Regions from separate parts of the Homo sapiens genome. Here region 2 is linked to region 1. Evidence: chromatin loops called from intact Hi-C (ENCODE). Cell type or tissue: sigmoid colon. All regions are shown on one strand. Links, peaks and the distances in the headings refer to the core of each region. The heading gives the core; the rest is flanking DNA.

Region 1 (9,982 bases), core at 802-8,801:
CAGAAAGCATGAAGAATAATGAACATATTTGTAGTATAGACTATAATTATCACATTACAATACTGATCATACAAAACCAGAAGTTCAACACCCTGCCTCTTGACACTGCAGTTTATGTAAAGATCCTAGAGCTCCATTCCACAGAAGGAGAAGCAATGACAAAATCGATGTTGACATAGCAGCAGGAAATTTGCCAAAATTCCATCACAAATGCTGAGACTCTTTCAGATAAGGTATTAACAGAAATGGTTTCCACCTCGACATACCTGGTAGTCAGCCTCCATGATGCCTCGCCACCCCCATGATCTACTTAAACCTAGTGCTGACCCCTTCCGCAATGTAGCAGGGCAGGTCTATGCAGCCCACAGAATGCGGAAGACATGGTGTACAAGTTGCCAGGTGTAAGGAAAGGTTGTGAAAGACTTGGAAATTTAGTGGGTTACCCAGTTAGTTTATCCATCTAGCTTAACTAATTGCCCTAATGCAAGGAATGTGGGTGGGAGAAAAATAAATATAGAGAAGTTGTTGTTTGCCCATCGCCTCCAGCTAATGTCCCCTGAAATCTCCCCCTTTTAGCAAAGTAACTTAGAGTGGTTAATTTGCTGAGTGGGTTCAAACAGAATCAAGCAGGCCTGTCAGACCCCATTCTGTGGGCTCACACAGAGAATTCAACCAGAGAGGTGACAGGGAAAAAGCACGGAGAGAGGACTGCATTTTATTCTTGCCCAGAATTCAGCAGGTTGTTTGTGGGTTGGCAATAGTCCGAGAACCTTTTTTGGGGAGTGGATGCCCCTCTGAACTCTCCCCTATCTCAAGTCCTTGGCATTCACTATTACTTAACACTGACCCAGCCTGCAGGACGCCTTGCCCAACAGCATTCTGATGGGCATGCTCACAAGCTGAGGTTATAATAAAATGGCCCACAGAAAGCAGTTCTCACAAGGAAAAAATCTCATGGTCTTTCTTCACCAATACCACTACATTTTTAAAGCACTTAGTGTCTGAAATTGTACTAAGAGCTGATGATAGTCCTCTGAAAGAGATGCCATTAATTACCCCTATTTTCTACATACAAGAAAGAAATGAAGCCTTGAAAGATGAACTATCATGCCCAAGGGCACATAGTTCCCAAGTGGCTGAATTGAGACTAAACCAAGATCTGCAAGGTCCCAACTAGTACATATTTTAAATATGCTTCTGAGTATGGCACTTTTGTGATGACGATCTCTAACCCAGTTAAATTCAGAATTCAACTTAGCTAAATGAAAGAAATAACATATAGAAGTTTCAAATCAATAAAATTGAAGGTTACAAATATACCAGAAACAAACCATATCATCACTTATACCTGCTGTTTAAAGGGTTCTTTGGGATGACATTTATTTTACCAACATGGGTTCTGATGTCATCTAAATGCTGTCATGATCAGTTCCCAAGAAAGCAAAAAGGCAGAGAAAATAACATGGGTTTACAGAGTTCAGTACTACATATGGTAAAAACTAATCAAAATTCTGACCTCAAACTTCTGGTGAACATTCATTTCAAAAGAAAACTCAACGAATTATTTTTGCATGCTTTTTGTCTTTATATGCAAGTGAAAAATGTGAAGCTTCAAGTATGATTTAATGGGTTAAGACTTCTTAACTTGACATGACAAAAATATCTCATTTTGCCTGTTGAAAGAATCATGTAGTAAACATCTTTAAAACATTCCAGATTGCAACAAAAATACGAGGGGGAAAGGGCAAAAGGCAAAAGATAGGATAAGTGATGTAACTTAATAAAGACAATTATATACTCTACTAATTAACAATTTGGGCCACCATGGTTTCCTCTTTGTTGAGCTGTAAATTTGCCTTTGCACTAGTAAAATCAACATCCCAGTAAGAGGGAAAAAAATCATCATAAAGGGGTCTTACAGAAAAGTAGTTATTCACAGTTTGATTTCTCCAGCCTTGGGCCTGCAGGATAAGGCCCAAGTCAGAAAGCGCATGTTAATGAGCAGCATGCTCCTTATGAAACAGGCTTCTGTCCCCAGAACTATCTCCATCCCACACATAGACAGTTGCAAGGCGTTCAAGTGCGCTCGGCCCCTAACTAGAGTCACTCAGAGGCCTCTATAACTAAGCAGAGAGATCTGGCAGCCTACGCTTGAAATGGAAGTGGCGATGTTAATTGTCCAGTTTCCTGCCAAGAAGAATGCCTCATGTCTCTTGCATTCTAATCCAGGGGTCCCCACTGTCCTTTGAAAAAATAAAAGTTATTTGGGCTTGTTTGGACTATTTTTACTTTTCAGACTGTAATTGGCAGCCAGATGGATGAATTCCACTGACCTGAGCTCACTTTTAACTTTTCTCATGTTTTCTTGATATTTTTGCAATACTCAGAATTTATATGCAGCTATAGACAGGTGAAAAAACACAGGATTCATCATCACCTATAGACTTGAGAGATAAAGCAATATTAAAAATGTATCTAGAAACAGTACAGTGTTCAAATGCAGTAAGGGAAGCAGATACTCTGGGGGAAAAGAAGAACCCTGCCAACTCCAGCCTTCCAAAACACCTCGTCTGAGCATGCCTAGGATATGTGCTCACAAGACAGAAAAAGCTTACAAGAGAAAGAGGAAATCTGCCACTTGTGAAGTGCAAAAGCCCTACTAAATATCCTACTTTAATCAGAAAACAGAAAAGCACAAGCATTATCTGTTACAGGGAGCCAAGACCAAAGAGATTCCAAAAGAAAATCTGTCTTGACTCCCAACATTCCAGACCTTATTAACATTAAGCACGTCATTCCAGACAAAGGAAACCACTGTCAGCCCTGCGCAGGTGGATGCTGCTATGCCCTCCCAGAGCCCAAGCCATTCAGCAAAAGGATAGACTCCAAGGACCCAAAAATATCCACAGTCTCAGACCCCCAGAGGGAAAAAACGCCATCCCAAACCTTGGTGCGCTGTGACTTCTCATTATGAATAATTACTGTTATTGTGAATACACTTTCTTGCTGCTTTGGGGGAAGTAAAGCTGTAGTCTGATTCTGGTTTCTGAGCAATGATCACAAAATATAAGAATAGTAAGAGAAAAAATGCCAGGGAGGACCACCTGAGAAAGAATTAGAATACAAAGAACCGGTAATAAGGAACACTGCTGGAGTCAGAAAGCAATCTGCGAACTCTGAAAGACAAATGCACAAGAATAATGCCCTCATCACTGGCTTTCGGTATCATAACCAGAACCTGTGAGTCTATGTCGTGGAATGTGATCTAAAATGCAACTGAGTCTTTGGATTGTTAACAATTCCAAAGGTCAAATGCCAAGAGTATGCTGTACGTTCATTTTCTTCCGTATTTGGAATTCTTGCCACTTTGTCCCAATTTTTCCCATATGGCAGTATGACTTCTAGAAGAGTTCACATAAGCTGCTACCTATATGTTAGTCACACAAAAGGAACTCTTCCATCACTAGTATATATTTATCATGATACAGATAGTACAAGGAACATACTTCAACTTAAACCAAGTGTTCCAACTGAATGCCTCCCACCCGCCGCTTTCCCACCCCTGCCATTTAAAATCTTGGTTAAAAATTGCTTGGCACTCAAAGAGCCAGCAGTTCTCAAATGCTACTGTGGCTTATTATTACCTGGAGTGCCTGATGAAACATAGATTGGTGGGCCCCACCTACACAGCCTGTATTCAGTAGGTCTGGGGCAGGTCATAAGGGTACATGTCTCACAAGCTTCTAGATGGTACTGATACTGCTGGTCTGAGCCCATGAGTAGCCAGGACCCAGGTGAGGGCTGGATCCCTGGGAAAGCCTTGTGGAGGGTGACAAGGACCCAGGTCCTCCACTCAAACCACTGGAGTTCTAGTGCTGTCTGCTTTCAGAGTGCGTGTGTGTGTGTGTGTGTGTGTGTGTGTGTGTGTGTGTGTATGAATGCGTGTGATGTGGTAGGGGTGAAGGGATACTGTATTTAAAACTGGTAATCCACACAAGATTGCCTGAAAAGAGAGGCAATGTGCTCATTGATAAGATTTTGAAAATCACTGACTGTAACTCACCTGTTCATTTTACTGAAAGGGAAACCACGGCTTAGTGAAATGACATGTTCTATGTCACACAGTCCAGAACGCCGATTATTTAAAATCTTACAATTCCATTCTGTTTTTAAAATGTAAAAGTCATATATGAAAAAGACATCCTCACTCTTAGGGTAAGCCCCAGGAACAAAGTGAAAGTCAACAATGTCAACTGCACACAGCAAATTTTTATACATAAAAAAGTGTTTGGAGGCCAGGCGCAGTGGCTCACACCTGTAATCCCAGCACTTTGGAAGGCTGAAGTGGGTGGATCACCTGAGGTCAGGAGTTCAAGACCAGCCTGGCCATCATGGCGAAACCCCATCTCCACTAAAAATACAAAAATTAGCCAGGCATGGTGGCAGGTGCCTGTAATCCCAGGAGAATTGCTTATAACCTGGGAGGTGGAGGTCTCAGTGAGCCGAAATTGCGCCACCGCACTCCAGCCTGGGCGACAGAGCCAGATTCTGTCTCAAAAAAAAAAAAAAGTTTGGAAATTGTGACTTTACACTCTTGATTTCCTCTCCCTTCACCATCTGCCCACATATACACACAAACACACACACATACATATTATTGAGACTACTTAGGTCTTTTAAAATTAAACAGTGGATCCTCATCAAAGCTTTTGTTTTTTACTCTAAATTCACCTAATTATTTCTATAACAATATTAGCAGATAACCTAACTGCTTTCTGAGGGGCTATAACTGGCTGAAAATTGAAGGATTTCAGTTAGAAAACTGGATCCTGACTCACTGTATCCCACTCAATAACTTCCTTAAAATATTGTGTGCTTTGGTTTTTTTATCAAGAATAAAATGGAAGAAATGAAGCTTCCTTCTCACTCAATGAAGAGCAACAGAAACTTCTTTAGCTTCTGCAGTGAAAGGCAATGTGACTATTTTAACTGGGTTTTGGCCACAGAACAGGCTCAAGGCCCAGCTCTTGCATAATACTCCGTACACAAGAACAAATTTTTCCATTCCTGTCCTTGAACATCTGTGGACTGGATGCCCAAGCACTGTTCTAAAATGAAATGCTGGGAGAGGAAGAGAAAAGGAAGGCAAAAACTCTTGAAATATTTTCCCTTAACTTATCTGCCATCATAATATGTTGGAGAGACAGGCAGGCTTCACAGAGGAGGTGATAACTGAGCTGGCTCTTGAAGGCCTGAGTTGGAGTTTGCTAGGCAGAGGAACTGGAAGGACAGGCCAAAAAAGGGGAATGAGGCATATTCACAAAATGGGGCAGAACACCGCATGTCTGGTGGGGAAATGTGAAGGGCCACAAGAGGTGAGTATGTGTCATATCATGCAGTTTAGACTTTATTCTCTAGACAGTGGGGAGCACCACAAAGGTTCTCAAGGAAGGAATTAAAATGTTGAGATCTATTTAACTGTAGTCACAAGAGAGGATGCACTGGAGAGGAAAATGAATAATCACACATCTTAAACCATAAGGTGGCCCTTCTGGGCAGTCTCTTAAGGTTCAGAGGGAGCAAAGAAAATCCTAAGAAACGTATGAGGAGACACCAGGGACCATGAGAAAGGAAGTCCCAAGAGGCTGTGCACCAGAGTTCTTTCTCACTCAGAGCTGGAAGTGCCCTAGGACGAGGTGACGAGGAGATGTGTGAGATCTGGTACCAATTCCACCAGAGAGGACCCCAAGGTATCTGTACGTTTCTACCCAGTGGCAACCTTTCTTAAAAGAGCCTGGAAGTGTCCAGGCACAGTGGCTCACGCCTGTAATCCCAACACTTTGGGAGGCTGAGGCCAGGAGTTGGAGACCAGGAGTCAAGGCCAGCCTGGCCAACATGGCAAAACCCCGCCTTTACTAAGAATACAAAAAAATTTGCCAGACGCAGTGGCTCACGCTTGTCATCCCAGCACTTTGGGAGGCCGAGGTGGGTGAATCACCTGAGGTCAGGAGTTCAAAACAAGCCTGGCCAACATGGTGAAACGCCATCTCTACTAAAAATGCAAAAAGTTAGCCAAGCATGGTGGTGTGCGCCTGTAATCCTAGCTACTCGGGAGGCTGAGGCAGAAGAATCGCTTGAACCTGGGAGGCAGAGGTTGCAGTGAGCTGAGGTCACGCCATTGCACTCCGGCCTGGGCAACAAGAGTGAAATTCCGTCTCAAAAGAAAAAAAAGAGCCTGGAAGCAACTTTCAGAGACAGTGGTCCAGGAATGCAGGGTTTAGCTTTCAAAATATAAGACGGGTTTAAGCAAAGGAAGCCACTTCTGGCTTAAAGAAGAAATGTAGGGAGCTGGGGTGAGGGGAATGGAGCATGAAGGGAAGGGAAAAGGCTGCCAGATGGAGAGTAGAGAGATGCCTACTTTGAGAGGCAGCTATCTCAGATGAGAGGTGATCCTATAATAACAGGAGTCCTAAAGATGAGAGAGACAAGAATATTCAAGTCATAAGGGTTACCATTATATTAAAGTGTTAAGAACTAAAGCAAGGGTATTTTTAATATTTAATAATGGAAATTAAAATGCCCATTTTACAAAGTGAACATGGAAATTCAGGGAAAACTAAAAGGAAATAGTAAGTAACAAAGCCCAATTCTAAGCCAAGTACTATATGTCTAATACTAAAGCCCCAACTGTTCTCGGCTCACATCACACCATTAGCTCCAAGGGAGTGCAAGAAGACAGAGATCCCATATTTCTCAGAGTGTACTATGGGCCTCTGTCATGCCTGTTTTCCTGAAGGTAACAGTAAATGAAAGGGGAGGCTAGCCACAGAGCAGTTTCCTTGAGCAATGCAACACTTTGTTCCAGGAAAAGGAAATGGTACAATAGCTTTGTGTGTTCAAAAAGAAGGCTTACTCTGGAAAACAAGGCAATTAAGAAAACAGGACTCATTTAACAATATATACTGAGTACCTACTATGTGTCAGGTACTAGAAGGAGGGAGAGAATGATGAATAAAACAGATACAGTCCCTATTCCATACTGTGTACAACTTGGTTAACCATCCTTATTACTATGATAGTATAATAATTTTCTATCTTGGCTGATTATACATTATCCCCAATGGAGGTTTGATTAAAAAAAAAAACATGAAGTCAAAAGTGGTATGAAGATTCTGATTTAGTAGGTCTAAAATGGAGTCCATGAATCTCTATTGCTTTAAAGTTTCTGAAGCATAGTTAACTGAGTGAACTAGACCTCAAGAGAGAAATTAAGGTATCCGCATCTTTTTAATACATGTATTTATATTAACATGAGTTGTTTGCTTCTTTTACATGTGCTTAGTTTTACCACAGGACCAGGCACAAACTTAGTCTTTTTTTAAAGATTTGTTTTTTGTAAGTGATAAAAAGTTAAATTATTCAAGCAAATTAACTCAAAGGCAAAGGAATTATAAAGTAAAAAGAAGGAGGCCGAGGTGGGCAGATCACCTGAGGTCATGAGTTTGAGACCACCCTGGCCAACATGGCAAAACCCCATCTCTACCAAAAATACAAAAATTAGCAGGGTGTGGTGGCACATGCCTGTAATTCCAGCTACTCAGGAGAGTGAGGCAGGAGAATGGTTTGAACCTGGGAGGCGGAGGTTGCAGTGAGCTGAGATCACACCACTGCACTCCAGCCTGCGTGACAGGGCAAGACTCCATCTCAAAAAAAAAAAGTAAAAAGATTTCTCTCTTCTGGCCATGAGAACAACTTAACCTAAGTAAAACATTACATAAAAAAAACAAAAACAAAAAACACACACAAGTCACATGTTATGGTTAGGTATATATTCTACTCTTGTGCAAACCACATATGAACCTATTAGGTTTATCATACTAGTATTAAGTATAGTTTTAGATTAATCAGGTGGCACTGGAAACTTAAGAATCAGTTAAGAAGTCTGTTTCCGGGGCACAGATTTAGATGTCAGCCGCAGTAAACTCCAGCAGGAGATACACTGTAAGGATGAGAAAGAAGGAAAAAGCCTTTTGGGATCCTAGGAGCCAACAACCACATTTTGAGGCAGACACAACTGAAACATTGTGAGCCACTTGATGGACCCCATGAACAAGAAGTGTTTTATTCTTCGTCTACACTATGTGATTCACGTTTGCCTTTTTGCTGTGACAACCAGGAGGCTGAAAACAAAATATATGGCTCACATCAAGCAATGCTACTGGAACCCTGCTTCATCTTATTAATATTTTCCTTCCCTTATCATCTTTCGGCTCCTTAATGCTTACATTTATTTTATCTGCTTCTTTGTGTCTAAGTCATTTCCCTTAAATCAGTTTTGGTGCAAGGCAAGGTGAAAATTATTAAAGAATGAGTCAAGTAATCAAAGTACTTCAAACCTCGTAAGCTCTCTGGACAATTTATACATTCTCTCTCGTTTTTCTTCGGATAAAAATTCTCTTCAGGAAAATCTATTCATAATTTTTTTTAGTATGAGTTCTTGTATAGTCATGGTTAAATTGTAACATTGCTAATAAACTAATTTCAAACTTAGAAATTACAGTATCATTTGACTAAAAATTATTTTATATGAGACCCAGCATCTTCCCTTAAGAGTTGTGTAAAAGTCTCTTGAATCTTTGCTTTCTTTTGTATGATATTGATTTATGTTTTGTTTAAGAGTTATAAGAATAACGTGATAATTGCAGAGTTTGGAAAATAGAGAAAAGAATACATAATTCAAATTAAAAGAACACATGATCTATTCACATTTCACTGTATCTTACTATTCCTCTCTCAGGCTGAAATTCACTCACCCAAATAACGTAGGGGGAAATGCCGACGGCGATATTTCATTTTACCTAATCTTCCTCTCTCTTGTCAGAAGCTCTTCCATAGACACTCAAAAATACACATATTCCATCTTTTTCATTCACAATCACATTCTCACAGACACAGTCCCTTTTTCTACCTGAATGAGATGCAGTAAGGAATCCATAAATTCAATGAGTGTTATAATCAATGAGTGTTATAATCAGATTCCTTACTGCATCTCAGTCAGGTAGAAACTGGGACTGTGTCTGTGAGAATGTGATTGTGAATGAAAAAGGGAATCTACTTGAAATAATTGATCTTATGTTTAAAAGTTGTTCAAGTCTTTGTTTTCCAGTCATTTATATCTATAAACTCACCTACCTTATCCAAATGCTACCTTTTTTGCCTCACTTAAGTCATTCTTCCCTATGCCTATAGAAATAGCCACTGTTTTTCCTTATGTGGCATCAAAATAGGTTCTCTCTAAACTACCTCCAAAACTTCATTTAAACACATAAACCTTCCTCCAAATGAACTGATCTACCCAAGAGATTCATCTACAAAAAGACAGATGCCATTCTGAGTTGATGTTTCTCTACCTATATGTGGTGGCCCTCATTCTTCCATCTTATTCTTAGTTTCTGAACACTTAATTCACAGGCAAAAGGTGGTATGAGACAATAACTGATGCCAAAACTAAACAGAAACATATTTCTGTGATTCAATGATAGATTTCATTACAGAAAGGAAGTAATTACGTATGGTTTATGAGGTATAATTATTTTGAGATTTAAACTAGCCTACACTTTTAGAAAAATTATCTTTGGATTTCTTCCACATCTGTCTATTCAGAGAGTGAAACAACAGAAGTAGGCTAACATGAAAAGATTTTCAAATATTTGTTATTAAGTGCAAAGTTGCATGGCATCTGTGACCAAAATGTAGTATTTCTGCCATGAAGTATTAATAAAAAATAAACAATGCAATATTATTTCCTTACCAAGAAATAGATCAAAGAAGGTCTACTCAAATATTCTTAGCAGAACAACCAACCACCATGAAATAATATTCTCATGTAAAAGATGTGGAAACATCATTTGAGATGTCTCTGTCTTGATAATTCACTCTATGGCAAACATCTTGAGTATTACCTTGCAAGTCTGAATCATTC
Region 2 (9,982 bases), core at 1,247-9,246, 59 kb before region 1:
CAAAATTGCCAATCAACAGCTATGCAGTTACTTCATCTTACAGAATCACATTTTAGATTGAAATAAGACTTTTAATAATGCTATCCCAAACTTAGAGAACTCTTGGGAGATTTTTAAATCCAGACACGCAATGGTCTCTAGGGGACAGTTTAGGTATGACATAGCCTAAAACCACAGGAGTCAACAAAGAAAAGAACATTTCAAAGGACTTCCTCATGTAACCAGCTTTCCACCTCTCTCTCTGGGTATCTGTTTACAAACATACAAGAGTTCCAGTGAAGAAACAAATTTACAGATGGTCTACCTACTTGAAAACTGGCAGCTAAGTATATAAAAAGTATTTGATTAAGATCATAAAATGCAACTAATATTTAGAGTATGTTTAAAAATATATTTGTTGTGTTGATTTGTAAAAGTGTGTAGTTGAAAGACTGAAAACAACAACAAAAGAACTTTTTCAAGTTAATTTTTCTTCTTTACTAACTTAGTATCCTCATAAAGCTTTCCTCAGTACTTGGGAAGATGAATCCTCTAAATGGGCTGGTTTCCCATTAAGGAACACAACTCATGGCTCATTCTATACATGTAACTCACACACATCCCAATTAATTCAGGCTACAGTGTTTTCCTGCCAGTGTAATTCTGTAGACTGTGGGGGCTGTGGCTGCCCTGACTAACATTTCTAATTACCCTGGCACTAACAACACTAGAAGTGGGTATTTCCAACACCGCTGGCACTAACAGATGAAGCTGGCTGATATTTTCAACTGCTTTTAAATTAATAGATTGGAAACGATACTTCCTGTTCCTCTTTATAACTGCTTCATTCCTGGCACAAGATTAAGAATGGCCAACACAAGGATGCTGGAATTCATGGTGAACTTTCTCCCTTTGGTCTTGTGACTTACTCCTCCTGATGTTTTCTTGATGTGTGGTATCTTTCCACTGTCCTCCTTCTCTTTCAGATTTTTTTGTTTTTTTTGAGTCAGAGTCTCACCCTGTCACCCAGGCTGGAGTGCAGTGGAATGATCTCGGCTCACCTCAACCTCCGCCTCCCAGGTTCAAGCGATTCTCCTGCCTCAGCCTCCCAAGCAACTGGGATTACAGGAGTGCGCCACCATGCCCGGCTAATTTTTGTATTTTTAGTAGAGACAGGGTTTCACCATGTTGGTCAGGCTGGTCTCAAACTCCTGACCTCAGGTGATCCACCTGCCTCGGCCTCCCAAAGTACTGGGGTTACAGGTGTCAGCCACTGAGCCCGGCCTCTTTCAGATTCTTCCACAGCCATGCCTGCTGCCTTCCTGAGCTGCTCTTACCAGGTTTGATGACTGTCTGCTAAATAAGTTCCATGAATTTGGTTATCAGTTGTCACGTGCTTGTGGCCCATGGCTGCTGAATCCAGACATGGGCTGAAGGATTCTGGGCTGGCCATTCTCTGTTAATAGTATAGTTCAACCTGTCAGAAACGGCAACAATACATAAAAAATAAAGTTGCACTGGCCAACTGAACTACGGCCAGACTCTAAGATTTAGTCTGCTAGAGTGTCTATATTTAGAAGCTGTTCCAGCACCGGCTGATCCTAGGCAACATCAAAGACCAATGTTGGCTTCAGAAATAAAAGAGCACGTATGTGTTCAGCATAACCATATATAAGAGGCTCCTAACAGGGAGGGAGGGACACTCTGCATTTGGGTGGACTCAGAAGTTCCTCGTGCCAAACCCCACTCTTCCCCCAGGGACGCCTCTTTCATTTTATTGCACGCTCTGGCACAGAGGATGTTTCAAAGGTAAGAAAAGTGGGTGGGATGATTTGTGGTTCCATGTTACCAAATAAACAGGGAGGCATTTTATCCCTCAGCACACTAGCTTTTCTGTAAGAGGGGAGGCTTGGCTGCCTGAAATAGCCAAGGATGATCACTAGGTCTTCTGGTTTAAACAAACACACAAAGAAAATTTTCCTATGTATTTCTCCAAATATTGAGGTTCATCTGTTTTCAAATGCTTTGAGAGGATCGATGTGTTAAGACTGTCTCAGGGAAGGGGGAGCAAGGGAGCCGAGGGCCTAATTTCAGAACAGACTGTTAGTACAATTTACAAATGAACCAAGGGATGGATGGGGTTGGTCCATCCACCTAGTGAAGGCCCAAGGCAGTCTTCTTCCAGCTCACGATGAGAAGCCATGACAAAGGCGAGTTGATAAATCAGGTGTCAGGAACCAAGAGGAGATTTATAATTTAGCCTCAGCAAGAAGCTCCACATCAAGTTTGCTTCCCAAACACACAACCTCATCATGTACACATGCGAGAAATGGTAAAAGAGAGAAGGCAGAGAATCTGCTACAGGTGTGTGGATCTCTGAGACTGAGGTCCCTAAAAGAGGGGGCTCCTTTTAATCATGAAGTGGCACCTAAAGATGCCTCTGAGTTATTCAATCCTTCCTGGCTTAGTTTCCTTCAATAGCAGCTATAGTGGGGCAGCAATTCTCTTGGCTTTCTGAAACAACCGTAAGACATGGCAGTGGGCACTCATGTGAAAGATGGTCTCTGATGGACAGAGCCAAAATGAACTTAGAACCCCACTTTCCAATCCCCACAGTTGCCAAGAATGACCAAAGTGCATGTGGGCCTGGGCAGGGGAATGAAAGCTGACCTTCCTGGCTTTTGTCATGAAACCAACCAACACACTGTCCACCCTAAGGCAGTGTGGCACCTTAGAGAGCTGGAGTCAAGCAAATTCTCAGGGGGCTCTCTTCATCCATGCTGTGGGACCTAGTTAATTACTGTGCTTGTAGCTGCTCCATTCCCTTCATTCTCAGAACAGTTGTTATCTAACCAGAAAAGGTTTGTGCAAATTCACTCAGAAGGATTATGAGAGATCATCCATATGAACTATTCAACACTTGAGCTAAGCAGGAGTCTGATTAATTGATCTCTTACTGATTATCTTCTACGGGGCCAACTCAATCCCTAAACAAGGCTCCTCCTGAATGATACAGAAGTCCAAGAAGCTGCAATCTGGGGCTGGCCACCTGCTTCAGGAGGTTTCTGTGACAGGACTGCTGGGCCTGCCTGGCCTGGCCTGACCTGCTAATGGCTCCCCAGGGGCATGGGTTCTACCGGCTGCTGGCCTTTTCTCCTCTCTCAACTTTTAATTATGCTTCCCCTGATTTCTGTGGCATCTGTTTCATTCTTAGTCCACTGTGTTTTACAGCTGTGTTGGCTCATTAGTCACCAGGGAAACCAAATGTGAACTTCCTTTTGGGCTAGCTGAGTCATGAGTAAGGAAGGTTTTTGGGAACTCCAGTAGTCACATTCCCACAAAGCTCTTTTTCTGGTTATTCTGTGTATCCAGATGTGAACTTCCTTTTGGGCTAGCTGGGTCACAAGTGAGGAAGGTTTTTGGGGACTCCAGTAGTCACATTCCCACAAAGTGCTTTTTCTGGTTATTCTGTGCCCTGCATGTCATGTCCAGAAGTTAGGCTAATAGCAAGTTAACATCCATCGATAGCACTAACATCAGTTTTTATTTAGTTCAAACAAGTGACATAAACCTCAGGGCTCTTGTTTAAGTTCCTGACAGAAGAATGTCATATTCCTTATACATGATTGTTCTAATTGTTGACTGTCCCTATCTCAGATCTTAGCATCTGCTTAGGTAAACTTATATCAACAATATGGAACAATCGTTACACTGAATCGGCTGTTGTCCAACTTATCTCATTCAGTCTTACGTACCCGTGAGATAACTGACACTGTTTTTCCAGTGGAAAGGCCGAGGCTAAGGCGTTAAATTACCTGCTTGGGGTATACCATGAGTAACTAGAAACTGTTATGGTTTGAATGTGTCCCCCATGTTTATGTGTTAGAAAATTAATCCCCGGCCGGGCGTGGTGGCTCACGCCTGTAATCCCAGCACTTTGGGAGGCCGAGGCAGGCGGATCACGAGGTCAGGAGATCGAGACCATGCTGGCTAACATGGTGAAACCCCGTCTCTATTAAAAATACAAAAAAATTAGCTGGGCGTGGTGGCAGGCGCCTGTAGTCCCAGTTACTCGGGAGGCTGAGGCAGGAGAAAGGCGTGAACCCGGGAGGCAGACGTTGCAGTGAGCTGAGATCGCACCACTGCACTCCAGCCTGGGCGACAGAGCAAGACTCTGTCTCAAAAAAAAAAAAGAAAAAAAGAAAAAGAAAATTAATCCCCAATGCAACATGTTGAGAGGTGGTCATTTTTTTTTCCTTGAAAAGGTGATTAGGTCACAAGGGCTCTATCCTCACAAATGCATTGCCATTTTGACAGGAGTGAGTTTGTTATCACAGGAGTGGGTTCCTGATAAAAAGACGAGTTTGGTTCCCTTCCCTCTCTCACGCTTGCGCTGTCTTGCCCTCCTGTCTTCTATTATGGGAGGACACAGCAAGAAGGCCCTTGCCAGATACAAGTCCTTGACCTTGAACTTCCCAGCTTGCAGAACTGTAAGAAATACATCTCTGTTCTTTATAAAGTAACCAGTCTCAGGTATTCTGTTACAGCAGCACAAAATGGATGAAGACAGAGACAAAGCTGAGACGATTAATTCAGGTTTCTTTAGATAAACATCATATCATTGATATATATCATCAATATGAATCCATGCCACATATTCATAGCAAGATCTTAGGTGACCTGTATTTGTTCTGACAGCTGCAGCAGCACCAGTTAGTGTTCTGTATGGTTCAAATTAAAACAATATCTTAAGGCAGAACTTAAAACAAGCCAACTTTGCATAAATACTTTCTTTATGTAACTAATTTTTTCTAAAATAAAAAGTTCTTATTTGCCCATTAAAATTCACTCCTTTACTCAAGTTTTCAAGAATAAGGCCAGATCACGATCTGTTTAGGAACATTAAAACAGACTGGGCAGACATTTATGAATGACTCAACCCAGAGGTTCCTAGTTTTTTTTTTCCTAAAAGCCCTTCCCTAACCTAGAGCCCTCTATATCCTCAATCCTTCTCCCATAGCTTCTTCTAGAGAAAAACTCCCACCTCTGCTAGATAGTGATATGTCATCAAGAAAAGAAGCAGGGCTGGGCATGGTGGCTCACACCTGTAATCCCAGCACTTTGGGAAACTGAGCTGGGTGATCACCTGAGGTCAGGAGTTGGAGACCATCCTGGCCAACATGGTGAAACATACTAAAAATATAAAAATTAGCTGGGTGTGGTGGCAGACGCCTGTAATCTCAGCTGCTCGAGTGGCCGAGGCAGGGGAATCGCTTGAACCTGAGAGACAGAGGTTGCAGTGAGCTGAGATTGTGCCGTTGCACTCCAGCCTGGGCAACAAGAGTAAAACTCCATCTCAAAAAAAAAAAAAAAAAAAAAAAAGAAGAAGAAAGAAGAAGGAAAAGAGAAGCAATGCAGGGTCAATGTAGCTTGGAAGGGTGCCCAAAAAAGATGGGCAGTCAAAGGGATTAGTGTGGGTGCGGCCAACGGGTATAGTGTCTCAAGCATGGTGTCCGCCTTCCCCCTCTCACTGACTCTCCATTGTGGAAAGAACCTATACCTTGAAAAATCTAGCATCTAGTCATTGTTTTGCTGTTAACCAAGCTCCTTTTTAGGAGCTTCTGATCTGCTTTCTGCTACCCATCAGAATGACAAGTGCTTGTAGATTAAAGTGTAAACACGGGGGCGGGGACACTGAAATAAAAATGTGATGTGACTCATCTAACGTTCAAGTGAAAAAGACTTGAAAATGACCTTCTGCCTTTCTGCTCCTAATGGGGTGTCTCCTGAAGGAGGAAAGCGGCTAAAAATCTACAAAAATGCGGGGTCAGTTATTAAACCCCATGGCTCTAAACACTAAAGCTCACGAGTCACCACAAGGGAACTTGGCAAGGAATGGCCACACCTTCTCAAGTAATAAAAACTGACCTGTTTCAGGTGAAAATCGAAACTGAAGGCCACAGCTGAAAAGCCAATGACACCTGTAAATTCCTTTTTTTTCTTTTCAGAGACAAGTCTCGCTCTGTCGCCCAGGCTGGAGCGCAGTGGTGCAATCTTGGCTCACTGCAACCTCTGCTTCCCGGGTTCTAGCAATTCTCCTGCCTCAGCCTCCCAAGTAGCTGGGACTATAGGCGCCCACTGTCATGCCCAGCTAATTTTTTGTATTTTAGTAGAGACGAGGTTTCACCGTGTTGCCCAGGCTGGTCTCGAACTCCTGAGCTCAGGCAATCCACCCGTCTGGGCCTCCCAAAGTGCTAGGATTACAGGCGTGAGCCACCGCGCCCGGCTGTAAATTCCGTTTTTAGCTGCTAATTACCATTTCATAGTCATAGTAACTTCTTGTATTGATTTAAAAATTAAGATGTTGTCTAGTTAGTTATTAATGGAGAAATAACAGGCAGTTAACCCTAGTATAGAACTATTAATGAGTAATTTCCAAGTGAATTCTATGCTACAGTGATGCAAAATTAATGACAGTGAATTTAAGAGAGGAGAGATGGTGGATCAGATTTCCCCTGTACTGTAATGCGTTTCTGTTTTCTGCTCCCCATTAGGGTTCCACCTGCCCTTGTACTTCAGAGCCCAGCATATAGTTAGCTGCTGATTAAGGTGGATCTTCCCATGAAGGTCAACTCGGCACAGCATTCCTAATCTCAGCAGAAATAAAGGCTGCTGCTCTTTTTCCATGCAAGTCTTTTTTTAAGAGGCTTGAAAGCTGGGCTTGATGCCCTGTCTTCTTGTTTAACCAACACTTTCAAAATTTTACTCTACTCATTTTATTGCAAAGGTGATTACAAACAACAAAAGACTAAAGTATTCTGGAACTCTAATCCATGCTGTTATACTGTAATAAAAATATGGGGCTGCAGGGGATACCTGGACATTAGTGGTTGCATATATGGAGATGAGGCAACCTCACCTCAAAGTCATGATTCTCAGACCAGGTGCCAGAGCAGAGACAGGGAAGAGTGCTATGCCTGAACACAACCTTCTTCAAGACTCTGAGCAGCACTGTCTCACTCTCAGGCAGTGATTTGTGTCTCTGTGCACCTCAAAAACTTTCTGCAATCTAAGTTTGTTTCTTCAGCCCCCTGGATGGCAGACAGGTTTATGGGTGTGTGGCTGGAGCAGATATCCTTGAAGAGGAGAGGAGGGGAGAGCTGTGGCTCTTAGAGAGGGGAGGGGTGGGGAAAGGGTGATTCCAGCAAAACATCCACTTCCCATTCTCCTGCCTCACTGCCTTCTATTAAGGCAGAGTCTGGAAACAGTCCTGGTACCAAAGAGATGCACCTGGCTGTAGAAACTACCAGCAGAAGGATTCAGAGGGATGGCCAGAGCCTTATGTGTTCACACTTCCTACAGACCAGATGCCGTTCTCCTGTTTCCTTCTTGAAGCTAAGGCCTGTATAGCATAGGAATGTGGGACCCAAAGACCAACCCAAGTGAGCTACTCTCAAGAGTGCTACTGATCCTCAACTTAGCTCTAAATTTAGAAACACAGACTGCCAGACTGTTCTGTCAGAAACTTCACTTCTGAAATGACAGGATGGGCAGGAATGAACTTGTTACTACTGCTTGAATTCTCATTGCCAGGAAACCCGATAGCACCATTTTTTCATCTTTATAAGGGGATGGGAAATGAGAGGGGTATAATACAAAGCAAAGAAGCTACTGGACAGAACAATTTGAGAAGCATATGGCAACGTGTTTTATTTGTGTCTGCTTAAAAGCACAAGAGGATAGGCGTACGTTTGCTTTTTCAGCTATCACAGCTATCACAGTTATCTTTACTACGTCACAGATCCCTCACAGGACAATGTGCAATGTGGACTACTGAGGAGCACACTCCATAAATGCTGAAATAATTAATGAACAGTGAAAATGATTCCAAATATTCTCTTGTCAGAAGAGACAATCCTAAATAATCTGTTTTGTGAGAGCATAAATAATGTAAATGCACACAAGCTGGTGAACTAATCTATTCACCATTTCACAGATGGAAAAAACTAAGGACCAGAGAGGTCAAGCTGCCCAGCATAAAACTCAGAACAGAACCCATATTTCCTAATCTTGGTGTTCCTTCAATTATCCTCTCCTGCCAGGAAGCTCGTTGCACCCAAAGGCAAGGGAGTGCCTTAGAATTGAGGGGGCAGGAGATGTCTAGAAAGTGGACATGAAGCCACAGAATGTAAAAGGATTCCTGTGTTGGCAAAAGATCCATGGTGGATGAGAGTCGATTAACCTGGAATCTTCAGCAAAGCTCAACAGAGCTGATACCAGCAGGAATTTGAAGGTGGGAGAGAAAAAGGGGAAAGAAGAGGGAAGGGAATTAAGAAAAGTGAGAGGAAAAGCTGGAAGGAGATCAAGTAGGAGAAAGGTAGAGGGCAAAACTCAGCCATTTAACATTTTTTGACCGCTAGCCTGTAATGGACCATGCTGAACATAAAAAGTCATCAGACGTGGCCTGTCCTGTTTCAGCAGAGGCTGTGGCATCCTTCCTCTCAGCATCATCAGCTACGACACTCTCACTTCAAATTCTAAGGGAAGGGATGAGGAACTGAGCAATGGTAACTGAGTTACCATTTCCTGCAGCACCCGAGTTTTCTTTGGAGGTTTCCCACTGAGGTATGTATTCAACTTTTTTGGCCTTCCTTAACTTAGGAACTCACGGTCTTAGGCAGAGAAGCAGTAAAAAAACACAGGATTCATATGCATGCACGAGTGTGTGCATGCACGCACGCACATACACACACAGTGCCCTAAGAAGATAACTGAAAAAAAAAATGCCTTTTCTGTACTGGTGAACCTCGAGACATGAGAAAAAACAAGGTGAGTGCAACAAATCAACATATAAAAAGAGACTTTCATTAAACGGTCACCTGTCCTTACAAAGAGGAAGAGATGGGAAGATGTTACTATATGCTCACAGGTCATTCGAGTTTCTTTCCAACATTCCTGACTGACTATAAAAACCTCTAAGGGCTGGAGAGGTGGTTTCACTTTCTAATTAACCACCTTAAAATGAAATCCACCTAATCTGTAGAATGTACGGGTTAAGGCTGAGATTTTACCAACCTGCATGTACAAGCTATTCGAAACGATCCTAAGAACAACAGACGGTTGTTCTGGGTAACTTGGAACTCTAGCTGTTCAGATGCAACCCAGATGGGAAAATATGCTTCTGCAGAAAGTGATGACGGACCTCTCTTTCACATCAAAATTTCATCATGGGAATTCCATCCAGTTTTCATTTTACATTTGGTTAAAATATTTTTCCATACTTGCCAAGTCATTTTTTGCCTAAGTTCTAAATCTTTCAATCTCTCCAAATTTAAGTCACGAAGGCTAGCTAACTTGCATTTCTCCCCAAATTCCACATTTCTTATTCTTAAAATCCTTAGCCAATTTCTCAACCAGAGAAAGCATAAAGTGGGGGCAAATGAATAAATACAATTAAGATCTACAGGAACAAAAAGTACAGTTGCTTTTTTTTTTTTTTCTTTTTGAGACGGAGTCTTGCTCTGTCGCCCAGGCTAGAGTGCAGTGGTGCGATCTCGGCTCACTGCAAGCTCTGCCTCCTGGGTTCACAGCATTCTCCTGCCTCAGCCTCCCGAGTAGCTGGGACTACAGGCGCCCGCCACTACGCCCGGCTAATTTTTTTTTTTTTTTTTTGTATTTTTAGTAGAGACGGTGTTTCATCGTGTTAGCCAGGATGGTCTTGATCTCCTGACCTCGTGATCCACCTGCCTTGGCCTCCCAAAGTGCTGGGATTACAGGCGTGAGTCATCGCGCCCGACCTACAGTTGCTTTTTAGAAATGAAAGGCTTCTAGGTCAAGTGTTTCCTGCCTGAGATTCTGTGTGTAGAGTTAGCTAGGCCAGAAATGCACTGGGTCCACCAGTTGGCACACAGTGGCTTTGAGAATAAGGACACTCCACCGTAGATACCTTCCAAGGGCCTCTGGTGACATGAACAGCAAGGGGGGCATCCGATACAGGACATTC

What was found. Hi-C counts contacts between places; a loop is a spot of excess contacts. Peaks named below come from ENCODE experiments on the same cell type or tissue, not always from the same donor. Only the 100,000 strongest peaks of a DNase experiment are listed, where the experiment ranks them.
Region 2: a loop joins it to region 1, with 2.2 times the contacts of the local background. A loop is called at or near these places in 7 of 110 quality-filtered maps.

The regions. Positions count from the first base shown.
Region 1 is chr3:172,251,522-172,261,503 of GRCh38, reverse strand. It overlaps FNDC3B (fibronectin type III domain containing 3B), which reads right to left. Exons shown (of 26, transcript NM_022763.4): 6 at 9,963-9,982. Among named protein-coding and RNA genes, the nearest start is that of GHSR, 190 kb to the left of the region's middle. RefSeq lists a silencer at 5,201-5,396. In sigmoid colon, for the core only: no CTCF peak of the experiment used is centred there; DNase peaks (open chromatin) are centred at 2,092, 2,553 and 5,033; H3K27ac peaks cover 2,243 bases.
Region 2 is chr3:172,311,380-172,321,361 of GRCh38, reverse strand. The region is part of intron 11 of FNDC3B (fibronectin type III domain containing 3B); the gene reads right to left. Among named protein-coding and RNA genes, the nearest start is that of GHSR, 130 kb to the left of the region's middle. RefSeq lists an enhancer at 5,778-6,676. In sigmoid colon, for the core only: no CTCF peak of the experiment used is centred there; DNase peaks (open chromatin) are centred at 1,487, 3,131, 5,441 and 5,651; H3K27ac peaks cover 5,251 bases.